2 separate regions of the Mus musculus genome follow, and region 1 is linked to region 2. The links are chromatin loops, found by intact Hi-C in ENCODE. Cell type or tissue: gastrocnemius. All regions are shown on one strand. Each heading gives the region's core, and the rest is flanking DNA. Links, peaks and the distances in the headings are about the cores only.

Region 1 (4,399 bases), core at 200-4,199, 170 kb before region 2:
CAAACTTTGTAGCAAAATGAAATAGTTAAAAGTCATTCCAAAAAATTCATACTCGGGTAATCATGTGTCAGTGTAAGGTCATCATCTGTAGTCCATGTGGTAGGGTTAATGATGGCAGAGGCTGTGTATGAAGGGCTGGGAGCCACGGGAGGGCTTCACACCTCCTGAAACTGTTCTAAAAAAAAAGTAAACTGCACATTTTGCTTCAGGCCAATCACATGTGCCTAATAGCCCAAGAATATCCAATGAAACCTGTAGTTTTCCAATCCCATAAAAATATAAACAGCTAACATTTTATGTTATTTCTCAGTATGGACTTGAAAACCCGCCATTCTGCTTTCCCACAGAATGGAATGAATCGTGACCCTAGAAAACAAACCTTTCATCTCATTCTTCTTATTGTTCCTTTGACTATACGCATTGACAAGAAACCTCGAGACAATTTGAGGATTAAAAAAAAAACTATAAAAATAATACTAAGTTGAGGTTTAGGTTTCAAATTACATGTTCTAGTGTTGTTTCTCCTGTAATTCACCTCTACCTATTGGCTAGGATAAGCTGAAGATTTCTGCATAATTCATGATGTTTTCCTAGGCTTTGAGGCTAGAGAGATGTCTCAGGAGGTCAGAGTGCTTGCTGGGCAAGCAGGGGGACCTGAGTTAGGATCCCCATCACCTGGGGCTGTGCGCATGACTGTAACACAAGTGCTTGAGGAGCATAGGCAGGAATAGTATTGGGGCTTTCTGGGCTGGACTGAAGATTTTCTGGCTGAAGGTTCAAGGAGAGACTCTGTCTCAAGGAATAAGGTAGAGGGTGACAGAGCAGCACACCCAACATCCTTCTCTGGCCTCAGGGTTTGCATATGTGCATATACCTGATTACATCACACACACACACACACACACACACACACACACACACACACACACACACACACACCTCTTTAGGGTTTTTTTTTCATATTTCTACATTTTGGGCTGTATGAATTTGAAATAGTCTGTGTCTGGCTCCTTATTTATGTGTAAAATTTTGATAATAATTCCATATCATAGCTACATTCAAAGGACACATGTAATATGATGGATAGAGTATGTAGTAAGGAATAGCCCTTGTTTTTATTAACGAGGGCACCTTTTTTTTCTGTGCTGACTTCAAAGGATCCCAAGAAAAGACTCTTTAAGACTAAAAGCACTAAACTCCTGTTTCCACTCATTCTTTTCTGCCATTTTATTCACTCAACAAAAAAGAAGAAAAGTTTATCTTTTTTTCCATGACAGAGCCCATATAAGCTAACCATTAATCATTGCTCTTGCCCAAAATTCCATCTTACTGGTCTTTCCCAGATATATGTGATAAAGAGTTTCACAGAACGGAAACTGTTTATTTTTGACTCTTTCTTTTGAAAGCAATATTGGAAAAGTTAGTAAGACAAAGAGTCGGGGAGAGGGGTTGCCTGAAAGCTAGCTGGTGTGTAAAGGAATAATGTTGAAGACACGTGGCCTGTAACTGCAGCAGAGAGCTGAACAAGCAACCTTCTTGGCATTAGTTATCCTGAAGGCTCCTCCTCTTGGCCTCTCTTACTCCCGCCTTCTCTGCCTGTCACTCAAGCTCTCAGTGTTTGGTTTTCCCCTTAAGATAGAAAATGGACGACCAATGGTGACAAGGTTGCTTTTGCAGTTTACTTTTGTTGCACTTTTAGGCTGTCAGGGTGCTGGACTAATAAATGTTCAAAAGTTTTACCTTAACCGATTCCGACAAAAGCCCACAGAGAAAAAAAAGGCAACTGCCCAACACTGGAGGCTGTCATCTCCCTGAGTTCCAAAGCTGTGACTGAGACAGGACTGGAGTTTGTCTGACCTCAAGCCACTTCCTAATGCAGTACGAACTAGTAGTGCTTTTTACATTCTTTAAAATCAACAAACTAACTTTTTCTATCTTTTCCTACCAAATTCAAAAGTGACTGTTTGAGGCCAGTCTTGTTTATAGAGAGAGTTCCGGGACAGCCAGCGCTACACAGCGAAACCTTGTCTTGAAAACCAAACCAAACCAAACCAAACCAAACCAAACCAATCAAACCAACCAACCAAACAAACAAACAAACATTGTTCTTTGTGCATGTGTGTATGCCTCTGTGTGTGTGTGTGTGTGTGTGTGTGTGTGTGTGTGTGTGTGTGTGTGTGTTATAAACTGTTGACTGGCGTTCACTTAAGTCAAATGTTGTAAACTTCTTTCATCGTTTTATACTCATGCATGTTCATATAATACAGGGACTTTCTCTAACTGGAACCATATTTTACAGACATCATGACATCAATATTTTTAAGCACCTGGTAGCTGCTGTTTATCTCAAACTTCTTTGTTCTATTTTTCATTAAGACAAAGTTGTGTATTTTGTTCTTTTTGTTCTTCTATACTACCAAACTTTAATACATATATGAGAATATAAATGTTGAAAATTCAGGTGATTTCATGGTTGTGGGTGTAGCTCAGTGATAGAGTGCTTGTTTAGTGTATTATGTTGGTTCAGAACGAGACTGGCTCTCACAGGCTCATTGAGTTGAATGCTTGGTCCTGGGTTGATGGAACTGTTTGGAAAAGGTTAGGAAGTGTGTCTTGTTGGAGAAGGTGTTTCACTGAGGGTGAGCTTTGAGGTTTCAAAAGCCCATGCTGTCCCCAGTGTACAGCTCTCTCTAAAATTGTGTATGGGAATCAGATATAAGTTCTTACCATGGTGCCATGCCTGCCTGCCTGCAAGCCTGCCTGCTGCCTACCCACTGCCTGCCTGCTGCCTGCCCACTGCCATGTTCCCTGCCATACTGACTGTGAACTCTAACCCTTAGGAACTGTAAACTCTAATAAAGATTTTCTTTTGTAAGTTGTCTTGGTCATGGTGTTTTGTCATGGCAATAGAAAAGTAACTAAGATGGGAATGAAAATATAAATTAATAAATGTAGAGACAGACAGACTCTTACCTGCCTTTCAAATGTTTACATGTCCTTTAGCTCAGTAGCTCTTACTTCCAGTACTAGTTTTATATATTATCATCTTCTTTAATCCTTTTTCCCCCCAGAATGCTATTTACTTTTTCTTCTAGATCTTAGGAGCCCAAAATTTAAAAGGAGCTTTAGAAATAATTTAATGCTATTCCATAACCATTTGGTGGAGAAAAATATATTTCAGAGCTTCCATCAAGGTACATAGCTCTTGGTAGAGAAGAAAATCATATTTTTTTCACTTTCCAATTTTCTGTGCTTTCTTACTCAATGTATGGCAAAAGCATTAGAAACAAAGACTTCTATTAGTCCCATAAATAATAGCTTTCTAGCTTCATGGGACAGTAATTTCTTTCATAGCCTGTTACAGACACAACAGCTAAAGCTCCCTCCTCCTAACCCCCGTCTACTTATTCTCTGATAATTTGTCTTTTGCTGTTTGTTGTTGCTTGTTTGAATTATATTGTATCCATTCAGTTAATTAAATTTAAGGTTATTGGCTACTTCTTAATAGGAGTTAATTTTGTTAGGAGCCTTGCTCTTTTATGCATAAAAAATAAGTGATGTCAGCAGCTTAAATCAAAGGATAAATATGTGTGTGCTCCCAAAAGACACAATGCTGAAAGCCAATACAGAATGTGTTGGTCTCAGAGACTGCACCTGGCCATGAGAGTGGAACCTTATGAATAGAACCAGTGCCCTCATAATAAAGGCCAGAGGGAGGGTCTTTTGCTGCTGCTTCTGACCTTCTAAATGAGGGAACAGAAAGTGGGTATCATGGATAATGCGGAGAGCTTTTTCTCACCAGACATCAGGTCTGCTGGGACCTTGATCTTGGAATTCCCAGCTTACAGCAACATTATTGATAAGTTTCTGCTGCCACAGAACTGCCTAGGCTATGATATTTAGTTACAGTGTCCTAAATGGTCTAAAATAGAGTCGATCTGCATTTCATTTTCAAAGTTCTAGTTTATATTCTATTGGGTACTTGGATGTTGACTATGGAGCAGTTGTCTACATTTTCTGATAACTGAGTCCCAAGGCAGCTGAATGTGGATAACCTAAGGATAGAATAATGCATTACATTTACCTTTGGAAGCAAGAATAATATTTTTTCTTTAAAAAATAGTTCTTTTAAAATATGTATGTATGTATATGTGTGTGCGATATGTGTGTGTATATATCTGCCACTAGTCATTTCTCTCTCACTTTTATTTTTCTCTTCTTCTCTTCTCCCACTTTATCATTGTTGGTCAAAACAAACCACAGAACACTTTACATACTGCCGCTTATATGTTTCTTCTGCCAAAGAACACAGGTGATTGCTCTGAACTTCTCCCATTCACAAAATCCTGGAGCACACCATGGAGCCATTTCACTAGCCCAATTTAATTATTCCAGGGAC
Region 2 (4,399 bases), core at 257-4,256:
CAGAGTTGATCACCAATGCGCCTGTCTTACCTGAGGCGCCTTTTGTTCCTTTCTCACCCTTCAGACCATGTAAGCCATTCAGACCAGGAGACCCGAGAGGCCCTGAAACACAACACACGTTCTGTGTCCCAAAGGTTAGACCAGCTCTTGGTTCCTACTCTGGCTGCCATCCCATGCCTAGGCCATGGGAGAATGAGTCAAGGCGGGGAAGGTTGACAGATCTCTGTCTGGAGGCCACCCCTGAGGGGCCAGAACCCAGCCTGAGAGGTTTTCAGCACATTCATTTGGTGAAGAGGTTCTGACAAGAAGACTTAACTTGATTTGTAACTATGTCATGATGGAAGAGAGTCTAGAGTTGCCATATTTGCATGCAGGGAGTGACCTTTGATTTGATGAGGATACAATCTCTTTGGACAAGGATAGAGGATGGATGACAGTAAAGCGAATGTTTTCTGCTTCCCAGTTTGAATCTTCCCTTTCCATCCAGGGTGTGCTGGTCCTAACTCCTTCCAGATGTAGTCATGGTAACGAAGCAAAACAACAAGATGATTCCTGCTGTGGTGTGTGGGACTACCATGTGCTTGTATGCTTTTGTGTTAAGCATGCGCTGCTGAGAAACAGAGGTGTGGGTCAAGCTCAGATGTAGCTGTTTCTCTGCAGAGCAGCACTTGATACCTTCTTACAGCAAAGGCACCGGCTCTCTGGTGATCTCTGAATTCCAACCCAGGATCTGAAAACCAGACCTCGTGCCTCCACTGGTGTCAGTGCATGTGGGATTGGACTAACCAAAGGCGTCCTAGAGTTCTCTAAGCAGCCAATCACTTACATTGTCATCAAACATATCTGGTATGAACTGTTCCTTTGGGCTCTCCATCAGTAGAAGTTGGGTTGTGCTTAACTTTTTCAAATGAGAGTTTCCTAACTGGCTAGCACTAAGTTGAGGGGGGCAGAAGTGAAGGAGCAGAGAGGAGAGAAACAAGCAGGTATCATAGCATCCCCTCATGGGTGCAGAGCCTAGCCACAAATGGTCCCATGTGTCTTGTTGTCCTACTGTGTGATTCTAGGAAGGAAGCTTATCACAGCCTTTGGCCAAACCCAATGACTCCCCCTCCCCAGTAACTGTTCTTTCTCACACAGAACTAAGCTTTTCTCCACACAGTGCACCATCACTCAGATTAGCACTAGGTGACAACACACCCATATGACCAAACACAGAAAGTGGCTCCTGGGGTGCCCACAGGGCCTCCATAGGGCTCTCTGGATAGGTTGCCTATATCTGGCTGTGCAATGGTTGTGTCTTTGGGCAGCTGCCTCCCTGGATCAAGGGGAAACAGTGCAGGACCAGGCCTTCTTAGTCTTGCTATCCCCACACTAGTCCCCCCCCCCAACATAGTTCCTATGCCTTACAAGCATTGAACAAATGCTTGTTGACTCAAGGAGTGAATTACAGAGAACGAAGAAAGGACAGCAGGGGCTGGAGAGATGGGGTGAAAGCTAAAGAATGCACTACAGCTTCTGCTTGCATGCCACATTTTTCTCTAATACATTTATGGGATGAGTATGATTCAGAGACGTTAGAGACATCTACCTATAGGGAAATAACTTGAATGCTAATTGCTCTTTGTTAGGTAAAGCAAATTCACATGGAGAGTCCTTATTGGAGGATGGCTTGGTTACTGGCTCCAATCTGTTTATCAGCAGTACTTGAAATAGACAACTGTTATTCTCCTTTTAAGATCTCAAATTTAGATCCATTCAAATGAGCCATATTTTCTTGCACCGAAAAAGGGGGTGGGGTGGGAGTGTGTCCTTATTTTCCCCAAATCTTTTATTTTCTAACCACTTTTCACAGTCCTGGCTGGGTTTGTTTTCCAATCTCCTTTCCTATTTTATGAGCCAGTATTTCAAGTTTGCACCAAAAGAACACAACGACCTTCTTCATCTGCCAAATCTGGATATTTATTGCAATCTATCTAAAATGATAATAAATTTTTCGAGACCACATTGCTGTTTCTACATGTTTTGATCTCCAGTGTTGGCCACCAAGATTGATGGCCTGGGGACTTGGCTAAAGAAAGGCTGCCCTAGCCTCTGCCAACTCTCCATTGTCACATCGACACATCCAGATCCTGGGCTGTCACAGCCCAGCCCCTTGCCATTGTTGAACTGGCCGACCCTTATGTGACCCAATGTTATCTTTCTAAATTGAATGCAGCTACATCTGGGCAGGGTTTTAAGCATAATTTTCCCCTTTTACTGAAAGCTTTTATCAATCCCATCTCTAAATCAGGAAGTTGTTCATGCATAAAATATATACAGTACAGATGAAGGGCAATTAGGCTAACAAAGCACATTCCTGGGTAATGAGGAATTTTTATTCACCTCTCTGATAGTCCTTCTGTTTAACAACCATCATTTAAGGCTGCACCCGGCTGCACTCAGGGGCCAGTATGCGTGTTCTTCCTCTGGTCAGTGACTCTAACCTCCACCCTAGCACACTGTGTCACATAGCCCACTCTTGGTGACAAATTTCCCACCCTCAGGTTATGGTTTTGTTCTAAAGCTAGAAAAAGGCTACTCTGCACACCCAGGGTACTGGTCAGATTTACATTTTTATAGGGTGACTGTCTGTCTGTCCCTGTTGGGCTGGAGCCTTTAGCGCTAGAGTTTCCACATCCTGAGAGAATCCCACGCAAAATGAAGCAGCTGGCCACCCTGACTTTAAAGTCGATGGAGAAGTGAAATCTTCACAACTCTAGGCAAAGGTTGAAAAAAACCCTTGAGAACTCTTATCAACGAAAGATTCCAAAATAAGAGTTAAACTAGAAACATTTTTTTTTCCTTAGCAAATAAACAAATACCTATTGAAAGGATAAATATGGCTTCCCAATGCATAGAGCTCCACACCCCGGGAGTGTATCCCATGACAGGCCTCGAAGAGACAATGGGAAACAAGAAAGACACAATCCCTAACCTGACAAGACAAAGAGGCAATGACATCCAGCGTGCTAAGTGCTGGGAGACAGGAGAATAATTTAGTTACAGAAACTGGGGGGGATGCTGCTCTGATTGTCATAGCTCTGTGACAGAAGGCATTTCCTTCCTCATAGAAGACATCGCCAAGTACCTTTCAAAAGTAAACTAGCAGGGCTGGGAAGATGTTTCAGACAGTGCTCCCCATACATGGATGAGGGCTTGCGTTTCAGTCACTCCAGCATTCATACTGAAAAAAGAACTGGGTGCGTATATGTAACCCCAGCTATTATAACCCAATTCGGGATCTCTAGTTCCAATAAGTGTCCAGTTAGGGTTTTTGGGTTTTTTGGTTTTTTGCTTTTTGTTTTTTGTCAACCTGACACAAATTAAAATCACCATGGAAGAAGAACATCAATTGAGGGTAAAAGTTCCTATTTCAAAAAACCCAAAACCCAAACATGGTGGAAAGCAATTGAGAAAGAGAGCCGGCATTGACCTTTGACCTACATAGGCACCCACAGGCCCACAGACAGAGGAGTATACACATGAACACATGTGCACACACTTACCGACCCCCGACACACAAAGAGACACAAAAGTGAATGATTTCACTTGCCATTGGCCCAGGTACCCCTTCTACAATAGACTGTCTCACACACACAGCAGGTGATTCTCAGTAGGTTTCTGTCATTCCCATCTTATGTGGATGTACAACTAGAGATGGGGGGCTTTCCTTTTGAGACCCAAGCAGGACTCAAAACTCCATCGGGTCAGTATGAGCAGAGCAAACCCATCTGAGTCCAGCAGCTGGTTTGTTCAAACACGAAAGTTGGTTTCCCTACCTTACTCGGAACATATTTCAAATATTTAGCTTCTCAGTTCAAAGTGTTTCTGCTGGATCGGGCTTCATTTTTACATCGGCGTGATAAACCGCAACAATGGTTTTATCCTGAGATGTTTTGAGTTTTAATACTGTATCCCACTGTTTGGTTTTGTTTTTACATTTGGCCGGACCGTTTGCTGTGCCGTGTGCAATGAAACAGCGTCCCCCAGTGGTAGCAAAGGAACATTGCAGCAAGGGTGTGTCTAGCGAGTGAAAAGCTCTTTGATCTGTTCCCTTCCAATACCTCCCAGGAAACTTAACTGTTTCGGTGCACACATTAGGAGGCAATTAGCAATTACTTTTAAAGTGATTTTATTATCACATCTATGAGGATTTTTAAAAGCAATGTCATTGTGAGGCTATTTGATAAATGTTCAAAGGGAAAAGGAAGAATATATTACAAGCACCTGCAGGCACTCGGAAATGTTCCCTGTTGTGTGGAATTGGAAGACTGTGAAGAGAAAGCCCTTAACAATGTCAGATGTTTTCTTTTGAATTCCTCCCAAATCCTTCCAGACTGGAAGAATGTTGAAGTCAAAG

The links. Hi-C counts contacts between places; a loop is a spot of excess contacts. Peaks named below come from ENCODE experiments on the same cell type or tissue, not always from the same donor. Only the 100,000 strongest peaks of a DNase experiment are listed, where the experiment ranks them.
Region 1: it touches region 2 in a loop (4-fold over the local background); 8 of 42 quality-filtered maps call a loop at or near these places.

The regions. Positions count from the first base shown.
Region 1 is chr1:82,304,942-82,309,340 of GRCm38, forward strand. No RefSeq gene overlaps it. Among named protein-coding and RNA genes, the nearest start is that of Rhbdd1, 9.4 kb to the right of the region's middle. In gastrocnemius, for the core only: no CTCF peak of the experiment used is centred there; no DNase peak of the experiment used is centred there.
Region 2 is chr1:82,472,448-82,476,846 of GRCm38, forward strand. It overlaps Col4a4 (collagen, type IV, alpha 4), which reads right to left. Exons shown (of 48, transcript NM_007735.2): 38 at 31-102. Among named protein-coding and RNA genes, the nearest start is that of Gm46095, 100 kb to the left of the region's middle. In gastrocnemius, for the core only: no CTCF peak of the experiment used is centred there; DNase peaks (open chromatin) are centred at 2,094 and 4,032; H3K4me3 peaks cover 829 bases; H3K27ac peaks cover 1,962 bases.